2 separate regions of the Homo sapiens genome follow, and region 1 is linked to region 2. A link is an interaction called in ENCODE POLR2A ChIA-PET data of the cell type or tissue named here. Cell type or tissue: MCF 10A. All regions are shown on one strand. Each heading gives the region's core, and the rest is flanking DNA. Links, peaks and the distances in the headings are about the cores only. Region 1 overlaps CDH12 (cadherin 12). Region 2 has its middle 200 kb from the start of SNORA105A.

Region 1 (5,394 bases), core at 265-5,264, 89 kb after region 2:
TGTATGCTATTTCTGCCAACGAAAATATCTTTTTACCTTCTTACTATTGATCCACCGACCTTGGCCTTCCAAAGTGCTGGGATTATAGGTGTGAGCCACCGTGCCTGGCCCAAATAGAATCTTTGATACTAAGAAGTTTATACTAAGAAGTATGAACTTGTAAGTATCATCATATACTATATCATATTGAATCTATTCCTATAGTAATTGATTCAATATGATATAGTATATGATGTCAACAAGATAACAATTCCATGTAAAAACATTTTCTAATTGTGAATTCTCTCTTGCATGTGATATTAAAAAGAATTTTATCTACATGTCTAAATATAATTTTTATCCAAATTTCAACCTTTAGGTGAAAAGTTCATCATGTAGTTTTAATTTCCTGTGATAATCAGATACTAATTAAGAAAAATATAAGCCTGGCATTATAGTTGTACATGTGATTTTGATGGAGCAATTAGATTGATTTAAAGTATTCTTAAGCAGTTTGATTACAGTAATGTACGCAAAAGCAGTTGAAAATTTAAGATAAAATACAGTCTATCACAATACAAATTTGGATTTCATTACATTTACATAGCATATAATAATGAGAAAAATGGTATTATTTCTAAATTACACTGATGATTATGGTGATGTTAATGATTATTATTTCCGATGTATATGATACATTACAGTGCTTTACGAAATGATGTGAAAACCTCATTAGTGATTCTTTCTTCGAAGTACTACTCTTCAAAGTTGTGATGGTTAATTTGAGTGTCAACTTGATTGGATTGAAGGATTCAAAATATTGTTCCTGGATGTGTCTATGAGGGTGTTGCCAAAGGAGATTAACATTTGAGTCAGTGAACTGAAAGAGGCAGACCCACCCTCAATTCAGGTGGGCCTCCATCTAATCAACTGCCAGTGGGGTTAGGATAAAAGAAGGCAGAAGAACGCGGAAGGACTGGACAAGCTGAATCTTCTGGCCTCCATCTTTCACCTGTGCTGGATCCTTCCTGCCCTCGAACATCAGACTCCAAGTTCTTCAGCTTATAAACTCTTGGACTTACACCAGCGATTTCCCTGGGGCTCTTGGGCCTTCAGCCACAGACTGAACGCTGCAACTATTGCCTTCCCTATTTTTGAGGTGTTGAGACTTGCACTGGCTTCCTGGCTCCTCATCTTGCAGATGGCCTGTTGTGGGACTTCACCTTGTGATCCTGTGAATCAATTATCTTAATAAACTCCCCTTCAGATATTCATCTACTAAGGAATTCATCTACTAAGGAATATTCACCCTTATTTTGTTAAGAACATGTTTGTACATGTATACAGTTGTACTAAGAAAATATCTTTATTTCCTTTTTTTCTTTATCATGTGACATAAGATTTATTGACTTCATATCAGCATTTAAATGTTGTTAACTTTATATAATAGCATTTAGGTTAATGATTAGTGTGCTTCTGGTTGTAAGAAGGATAACTGTACTATGTTAGGCATAATTATGACCTTATTATTGTCTTCATTTGGTGATTATGTATGATTTCAGGAGATGTGTGTGGGTTCAAGTTGACAAAGGGTAGACTTGTGATGGTTAATACTGAGTGTCAACTTGATTGGACTGAAGGATGCAAATCATTGTTCCTGGGTGTGTCCGTGAGGGTGTTGCCAAAGCAGATTAACATTTGAGTCAGTAGAATGGGAGAGGCAGACTCACCCTCAGTCTGGGTGGGCACCATCTAATCAGCTGCCAGCGTGGCTAGGACAAAAGCAGGCAGAGGAACGTGGAAGGAATAAGCTCACTGAGTCTTCCTGCCTTCATCATTCCCTTGTGCTGGATGGATATTTCCTTCCCTCAAACATCAGACCCCAAGTTCTTCAGGTTTTGGACTCTTGGACTTAGACCAGTGATTTACCAGGGACTCTCGGTCCTTCTGCCACAGGCTGAAGGTTGCACTATTGGCTTCCCTACTTTTGAGGTTTTGGGACTCCGACTGGCTTCCTGGCTCCTCACCTTGCAGATGGTCTATTGTGGGACCTCATCTTGTGATCATGTGAGTCATTTCCCCTAATAAACTCCTTTTCATACATTCATCTATCTTATTAGTTCTGTCCCTTTAAAGAACCCTAATATACAAGTACTAATAAAATATTGGCAATTCTAGTATAAGCCACACTTATCTTTCTTTGAGAATACAAAATAGTTTTATATAGTTACTTGGGAAAAAGAAAGGAAATTAGAACACAGTAAATAAACTACCTACACTCATGTAAAACAAGGCATTTACGAAAAATAAGAGGAAAGCAATAATTTGGGCAATTGAAAGAAGAAAGGATTGACATCAATTTGGAATTGAAACCAATGGTTATGTTTAGTCCTGAAAAGTCAACTACAGTCTTTGAGTAAGTACATATATTCATGGTAACTGATTCCACTCTTTTGTTTACTAAAATTTGAGAATGACACAGTGGGTCCCAAATCAGTGTTCCTTGGAGTTACTCAGGGAGCTTGTTTGAAATGGAGATTTCTTGGCAGTACTCCCAGAAAGTCTGATTCACCATGACTTGAAAGAGGTAGAAGAATCTTCCCTTTAGGAAATGTTCCAGGTGTCTCTGATGCAGGTGGCTGTGATTCACATTGAGGAAGGCCAGTAGAGAAGATAAAGGCCAAACCAAGGATGCCTATTCTCAAAGCGAATAGAACTATTAATACCTTTTTTGAAAACAAGTCTGGCCAAATTAAGGAGAATATTTCTGCCCAAACACCACAAAGAATCCACACCTCTTTGTCACTTTGTTTCTCGTAAGGTTAACTATATAGTCACCCAGGTGAATACACTGTAAGCCAATCAGTGCTTGTTCACAGAAATGCAGGCCTAGGAACAGATAGGAAAAGTTGGAGAAGTGAAATGCTTCTTTGGATCCATAGTAAGCTGGGGGCACACAGGTAGAGGAGATAGAATGAGAAGGAGGGCAGACTCTTAGTCGCACCTGAAAAACTGCAGATTCTCACAAGTCTTTTAAGGCTCTGTTGAATGAAGCCTCAGCCTCCTCTCTGAATGTCTACTCCTTGACAGCAACTATACCACACTGCTTGCAATATCTGACCTCAACATGACTTTTCATAGCTATGCCTTTGCTTAAAATGTTTCTTCAACCTAGAATGGCATCCTTCCTTCCATGATGATTTTCTTTTTTTTAATATTTTAAATCCTTAACTCATATGGAGCTTCCTATGTGACACTATGTTTAGGTCTTCAAAGTAATTTTTTTTAAAAAAATAATTACTTATTATATTCTTTCTGGGAGCACTCTGAATTTTGATTTTATATTTAATGTATTTAGCCAGATTGTTGCATTTCTCTTGACATTTTCAGTGCCTAGAGGCCAACAAATATGGTTTCTAATTTTTTCTCTTTTTTCAATTGACTTGTCTGATTGCCAAGAGCCCATATGGTAGGCAAGCTTCTATAATGGCTCCCAACGATCCCCACCTCCTGATATTCACACCCTCATGTAACTCTTTTCCTTTAAGTATGGTCTGAAGCTAGTGGCTTGCTTCCAATAAAGAGAATGTGGGAAAAGAGGAGATGTCATTTCTGACATTAAGTTATAAAAAGCTGACTTTCATCTTGCTGGCACTTTCTCTTTCTCTTGCTCATTTTGATCATGCCAGCTGCCATGTTACAAACTGCTCTATGGAGATGCTCCTGTGGCTGGAAACTGAGGGCAGCTTCGGATCAAACAGCAGTGTGGAATAGTTGCTCGTCCAACAGCCTACAAGCACACTGAATCTTGCTATCAACCACTGAGTCAACTTAATTGCAGTCTTACAAGAGAAACCTTAGAGAACAAAGATTCACCATAAATGGATTCCTAACTCTCCTAACTGTAAAATAATACATGTTGTTTAAACTACCAAATTTGTAACATAGCATAAGTAACTAATACCTCATACATAAAGAGTAGGTTTTTCTTCTAAGTTCCTGCACTCTTCCTCCCCAAGAATTGAAGACCTGTTCGTGAATAGCAGTGTAGTACCTGAGAACATCTTTCAAAGAAATGTTGCTGTCTTTCTACCCTTAAAATCTAAATATGATCCACTTCCGATTACCAGTATTATGCTCCACCTATTTTTAGGATATTTGTGACTTCATCTTCTATTTATGTGCCATCCTCCACCCCATTTATAATTAAGATTGCCTTATTCAAGGGCACCATATTGAGAGTGCCATATGCTGCCTGCATCATTGAACATATTTGCCAGAAAGTCTTATTCCTTCCCACACCCTGCCCTGATTTTGAAGGTCTACATTAGTTAATACGTCTTGTGTGTCTTAACTAATTCTCATCACTGAGTCACCCCAAGACAGGACCTGTGATGGCACCATTGAGCACAAGGTGAAAAACACATAGTTTGCATATCATAACTACCAAGTATGTTTTTGTTCATCAGTTCCCAACTGAGGTATTGAGAAATTATTGATAATGAGGCTGTATTTTTTCAATATTTCAAAAAGTCTGGTATATTAGATATTACATATCATTTCATTATAAGGTTAATGGACACATCATTTTGTAATTATATCAACTAAGTGTGCTATTATGTTGATCAAATTGTCACTCTGATTAATTAAACATAAAGTTATTTAATAAATATTGCTTAAATAAGAGTATGATGTCAGGTAGACAAACTCTTTCAATGTACAAGGGAAATTATCAAAAAAGATCCTTCACAATTAAGTTATTAGGAACTCTTACTGTAGCTTGAGATCCTGGTAATTCACATTTATTGAGCATAGATAGAAATCTACCTAACTATACCACTGTTATGTACATAATATCACACACATATTTTTCTATTCTGAGTCTCTGTTTTTTCTTTCTAAAATGCAAATTTCTATTGAATTTTGATATGTAAGCCCTCTAATAAGCTTAAATATAGATAGATAATAAATACGTATTTCACTTCAACTATATGTACATTGCAAATAAAAATATTTAGTCTTTTTTACTATGTTATTATTTATCTATGCAATGGAAATTACTTTGATAATTGTTACCACTAACATTTTTTTTTTTTTTGAGACAGAGTCTCACTCTGTCACCCAGGCTGGAGTGCAGTGGCATGACCTCGGCTCACTGCAACCTCCGCCTCCCGAGTAGCTGGGATTATAGGCGCCCGCCACAATATTCAGCTAATTTTTGTGTTTTTAGTAGAGACAAGATTTCACCATGTTGGCCAGGCTGGTCTTGACCTCCTGACCTCAAGTGATCCTCTTGCCTTGGCCTCCCAAAGTGCTGGGATTGCAGGCATGAGCCACCATGCCCAGCCTACCACTAACATTTTTAAGTTAACATTCTAACTGACAGATACAACTGTATGTATTTACCATGTACAA
Region 2 (5,394 bases), core at 78-5,077:
TGCTCACCATAAGTTTTATAAGTTAACAGTTTACTTTTAGATATATAATTCATGTCAAGTAAATGTTTATTATTTAGGAATTGATACGGCTGGGCACGGTAGCTCACGCCTATAATCCCCAGCATTTTGAGAAGCCGAGGTGGGTGGATCACGAGGTCAGGAGTTTGAGACCAGCCTGACCAACATAGTGAAACTCCGACTCTGCTAAAAATACAAAAATGAGCCAGGCATGATGGTGCGCATCTGTAATCCCAGCTACTCAAGAGGCTGAGGCAGGAGAATCGCATGGACCCTGGAGGCACAGTTTGCAGCGAGCCGAGATTATGCCATTGCACTCCAGCCTGGGTGACAGAGCGAGATTCTGTCTGGAAAAAAAAAAAAAATGAATTGATATTCATTTTTCCCTCTAATTGTTATGTTTTTCCAGAGCTATAAGTTAAAATACTATCTCTCTTCTCCCCCACCTTTTTTTGGTAACATGCTGAAAAAAATCAATTGATTATATATCTGTGGGTCTTTTCATGAATTCTGTTCTGTCCCATTGATCTAAATGTATATCTCTATGTTAATACTATTCTGTCTTGATAAAAGTAGCTTTATGGTATACTTTCAAGTAAAGTGGTATAACTCTCCTAGCTGTGGTCTTCCTTTGCAAAACTGTTTGGGTTATTCTAGGTTATTTGTTTTTCATAAATATTTTAGAATCAGTCAGTTTCTACAAAAATCCTTACAGAATTTTGCAAAATGTGGGATTCATATTAGTTTTCTAGTGCTATCATAATAAATAACCACAAATTGGATGGTTTAAAAGAAATTTCTTCTTTCCCAGTTTTGGAGGCCATCAGTGCAAAATTAAGGTGTCAGCAGCCCTATTCTCTTTCTGTAGGCTCTAGAGAATTATGCTTCCCAGCCTTATCCTAGTTTCTTGTGATCACAGGCAATCCTAGGAGTTTCTGGGCTTGTCAATGCATCCTTACAGTCTTTGCCTCCATTTTTACATGGCATTATTCCTGTGTGTTTGCATCTTTGTGTCAAAATTTCCCTCTTCTTATGAGGTCATCAATAACATTGGATTTAGGTTTCCTTCATTTTGACTTGATTGTATTTCCCAATACCTTATTACCAAATAAGGCCATATTCACAGGTTCTAAGTGGACATGAATTTTTACGGGACATTATTTAACTTGGTACGGTCCCCAAGAACACTCTCACTTTTAAGTCCAGGTTCCCACATCTCCAAGACTGCTCTCAGGTTCAACTCATGATTATGGTTTATTGCAGCAAAAAAGACACAAATGGCAATCAGCAGAGGGAAGAAGCACATAGACGAAAGTCCAGGAAATACCTAGCTATGAAGCTTCCCTTTCTACTCTCCCAGTGGAGTCTTGGGTAGAGAATCTATTTCTCTAAGCAGGAATATGTGACAATATGCATGGACTATACCAACCAGAAAGCTCAGCCCAGCTTTGATGTCTAGAGTTTTCATTGCATTCAATTACATAAAAATTATTGCTCACCATGTTACTGACCTTAGCCTCCAACTCCTTCAGATGTCCAGCTGATAAGCTGATAACATGTGACTCAAGATCCTCCACTATACAACATAAATCACGTTGTTAGCACAGACTATCTGGTGTGGCCATAAACATGCAGCTAAACAGAGACACCTTTATTGGGTAGGACATTCCAAAGGCTTAGAAGTTATTTTTCAGGAGCCAAACAAAAGATCAAACCTCTCTTTAAGCAAGAAAAATCATTTACTATACACATTTTGATTAGTATTTCTTGATCTTTTGATCAATTTTGGGAACATTGATATTTAAACAGTATTGATAACTATACTATACTGTAGGTCACAATACTGTATTATATACTTGAAATTTACTAAGAAGGTAGATCTTATGCATTTTCATTACAAAAAAATGGTAACTATGTGAGGTAATGGACACATTAATTTAATTAATTGTGGTGATCATTTCCAAATGTATGCATATATCAAAACATCGCGTTGTACACGTGTGATAGTGTGAGATATACACTTGGTCTTTCTCCTCCCTTTCAGCATATGACTCACAGAATTCTTGGCATCTCCTACATGATTAGGGTGTCTTTTGTATGCTAATGAGATGACTGGTGGCTGGCAGCCTCTATATAACTTTAGAGTAGGGCTGGTCACTGGAAAGAGCAAGACAGAATTACAAAATAGGGACTTTCAGCTCCATTTTCCAACCTGTAAGGAGATCGGAGGAGCTGAAGGTTGAGTTGTGATCACCAAAGACCAATGATTTAATTAATTATGCTTATATAATAAAGCCTCCATAAAACCCCAAAGGGACAAGGTTTAGAGAGCTTCTGAATAGCTGAACACATGGAGGTTTCTGGAGGGTGATAATTGAAGTGGGCATGGAAGCTCCACCCCTCTTTCCACTTGCCTCATTCTAATGAGGACCTCATGCCCTCATTCTATGCATCTCTTCCATCACGCTGCCCATCTGTATCTTTGTGATATCCTTTATAATAAATGAATATGTGTAATTACAACATTTTTCTCTGAAGTACTGTTGCAAGGTAATAAAACCCAATAAGGAGATTGTGGGAACCCTGATTTCTAGCTGGTTGGCCAGAGACACAGCTCCCAGCCTGTGTAACTAGCATCTGAAGTTGGGGGAAAGTCTTGTGCTGCTGAGACCTCAACCTGAGAGAGCTGATGCTGTACCCAGGTAAAAAGTATCAGAATTAAATTGAATTAGAGGACAGCCAGCTGGGGTTTGCTGAATAATTTGCTGGATAATTGATTGGTGTATAAGGAAAAACCATCACACATCTGGAGTCACAGAAGTATTGAGTATGTGAGTGTTGAAAATAGGAAAAACATACCCTTAGTTTTTCTTTTCATCAGAACACCTTAAATATACCTTGTCAATTTTACCTCAATAAAATTCAAAAAAAATAAAAACTAAATAATATTAATTCTCATGATTCATGATCATGGTATACGTAAAATCCAAAAAAATAAAAACTAAATAATGTTAATTCTCATGATTCATGATCATGGTATATGTCTTCATTTATTTAGATCTTTCTGTCAGCCGTGTGTATAAATTTTAATAATTTTGTTAAAGTTATATCTGAGTATTTCATGTGTTTGTTATAATGCAATTGTAAATGCAATTACAGTCATATGACATGTAACAATGTTTCAGTCAGCAAGGGACCTCTTACAGGAAGATGGTTCCGTAAGATTATAATGGCGCTGAAGAATTCCTATTGCCCTGCTAACCTCACAGAGCAATGCATTACTGATGTGTTTTTGATGATGCTGATTAAACAAACCTGCTGTGCTGCTAGTCGTATAAAGCCTAGTACATATATTTTTACACAATACTTCATAATAAATGACTATGTTATTAGCTTATGTATTTACTACACTATCTTTTTATCTTATTTTAGAATGTACACTTCCACTTATATAAATTTAAAAAGTTAACTGTGAAACAGCTTGAGGCAGTTCCTTCAGTAAACATTCTAGAAGAAGGCATTGTGATCACAGGAGATGACAGCTCCATGTATGTCATTGCACCTGAAGACCTTCCAATGGGACAAGATGTGGAGGGGTAGATAGTGATATTGATGATCCAATAGTGGGTAGGCCCAAGTTAATATGTGTGTCTTGGTTTTTAGTAAACATATTTACAAATTGAAAATTTTTAAAATTAAATTTAATAATAGAACGAAGCTTATAGAACCAGGATATGAAGAAAGAAAACATTTTTGTACCGCAGTACAGTGTGTTTGGGTTTCAAGCTAAGTGTTATTATAAAACAGTCACAATTAAAAAAAGTTATAAAGTAAAAAATTATAGTAGGCTAAGGATACTTTATTATTGAAGAAAGAAAAAACTATTTTTTAAACTTTAGTATAGCCTATGTGTACAGTGTTTATGAAGTCTACTGTAGTGTACAGTAATGCCTTCACATTCACTCACCTCTCACTCATTGACTTACCCAGAGCAATTTCCAATCCTGTAAGCATATTTCGTGGTAAGTGCCTGATATGGTTTGAATGCCCCACCCAAATCTCACGTTGAATTGTAATCCTCAATGTTGGAGGTGGGGCCTGGTGGGAGGTATTTGGATCGTGGGGGCAGATCCCTCATGAATGGCTTGTGCCATTCCCCCGGTGATGGTAAGTGAGCTCTTGCTCTGAGTTCACATGGGATCTTGTCATTTAAAAGTGTGTGACACCTCCCCCACCTACTACTCTCTCTCTTGCTCCTGCTTTCACCATGTAATGCACAAGCTCCGGGTTCTCCTTCTTCCCTGAATAAAAGCTCCCCAAAGCCTCCCCAGAAACCAAGCTATGGCAGCACCATGCTTGCACAGCCCGAAGAAGCTGTGAGTCAATTAAACCTCTTTTCTATATCAATTACCCAGTCTTCGGTATTTCTTTATAGCAAAGCAAGACTGGCTTAGTAGAATGCACTATGAAAATGTACCTTTTTTTTTTTTTTGTCTTTTATACTGTATCCTTACTGTGCCTTTGTATGCTTACATATATTTAAATACACAAATACCTATCATTGTATTACAGTTGCCTACAGTATTCAGTACATTAACATTCTCTACAGGTTGTAGCCTGGGAACAGTAGGCTAAACCATTATTGCATGTATAAACATACAATGATTTTCTTTTTGGACATCGTTGCATGTGCAAACCTAAATTGTATAGCCTACTACACACTATAACCTAGGTGATATGGTTTGGCTGTGTCCCCACCAAATCTCAACTTGAATTGTATCTTCCTGAATTCCCACATGTTGTGGGAGGGACCCAGGGGGAGGTAATTGAATCATGAGGGCTGGTCTTTCCCGTGCTATTCTCATGATAGTGAATAAGTCTCATGAGATCTGATGGGTTTATCAGGGGTTCTTGCCTTTGCTTCTTCCTCATTTTCTCTTGCCTCCTCCATGTAAGAAGGGCCTTTCGCCTCCCGCCATGATTCTGAAGCCTTCCCAGCCATGTGGAAGTGTAAGTTCAATTAAACCTCTTTTCTTCCCAGTGTCGGGTATGTCTTTATCAGCTGCATGAAAACAGACTGGTACACTAGGTGTATAGTAGGCTCTACCATCTAGATTTGTACATGCAATGATGTTTGCACAATGAAAAAATTGCCTAAGGACACTTTTCTCAGAATGCATCTATGTGGTTAAGGGACTCATGACTCAATCATGCAAACATCATAGAATGTATTTACACAAACCAAGATTACCTCAATCCAAGCTTGAGACTATAATCACACATTCTATGCTATTCATACTTTAATAAAATTTTCAGTTAGGATAACTAACATGTACAAAAGGTTTTCTTAGAGATGTACAAACTACTTTTTTAAAA

The links. ChIA-PET counts read pairs that join two places held together with the same protein. Peaks named below come from ENCODE experiments on the same cell type or tissue, not always from the same donor. Only the 100,000 strongest peaks of a DNase experiment are listed, where the experiment ranks them.
Region 1: POLR2A ChIA-PET joins it to region 2 with 5 read pairs; 3 of 35 experiments call an interaction of 5 or more read pairs at or near these places.

What each region holds. Positions count from the first base shown.
Region 1 is chr5:21,772,464-21,777,857 of GRCh38, forward strand. The region is part of intron 11 of CDH12 (cadherin 12); the gene reads right to left. Among named protein-coding and RNA genes, the nearest start is that of SNORA105A, 110 kb to the right of the region's middle. In MCF 10A, for the core only: no CTCF peak of the experiment used is centred there; a DNase peak (open chromatin) is centred at 2,538.
Region 2 is chr5:21,683,640-21,689,033 of GRCh38, forward strand. No RefSeq gene overlaps it. Among named protein-coding and RNA genes, the nearest start is that of SNORA105A, 200 kb to the right of the region's middle. In MCF 10A, for the core only: no CTCF peak of the experiment used is centred there; a DNase peak (open chromatin) is centred at 2,102.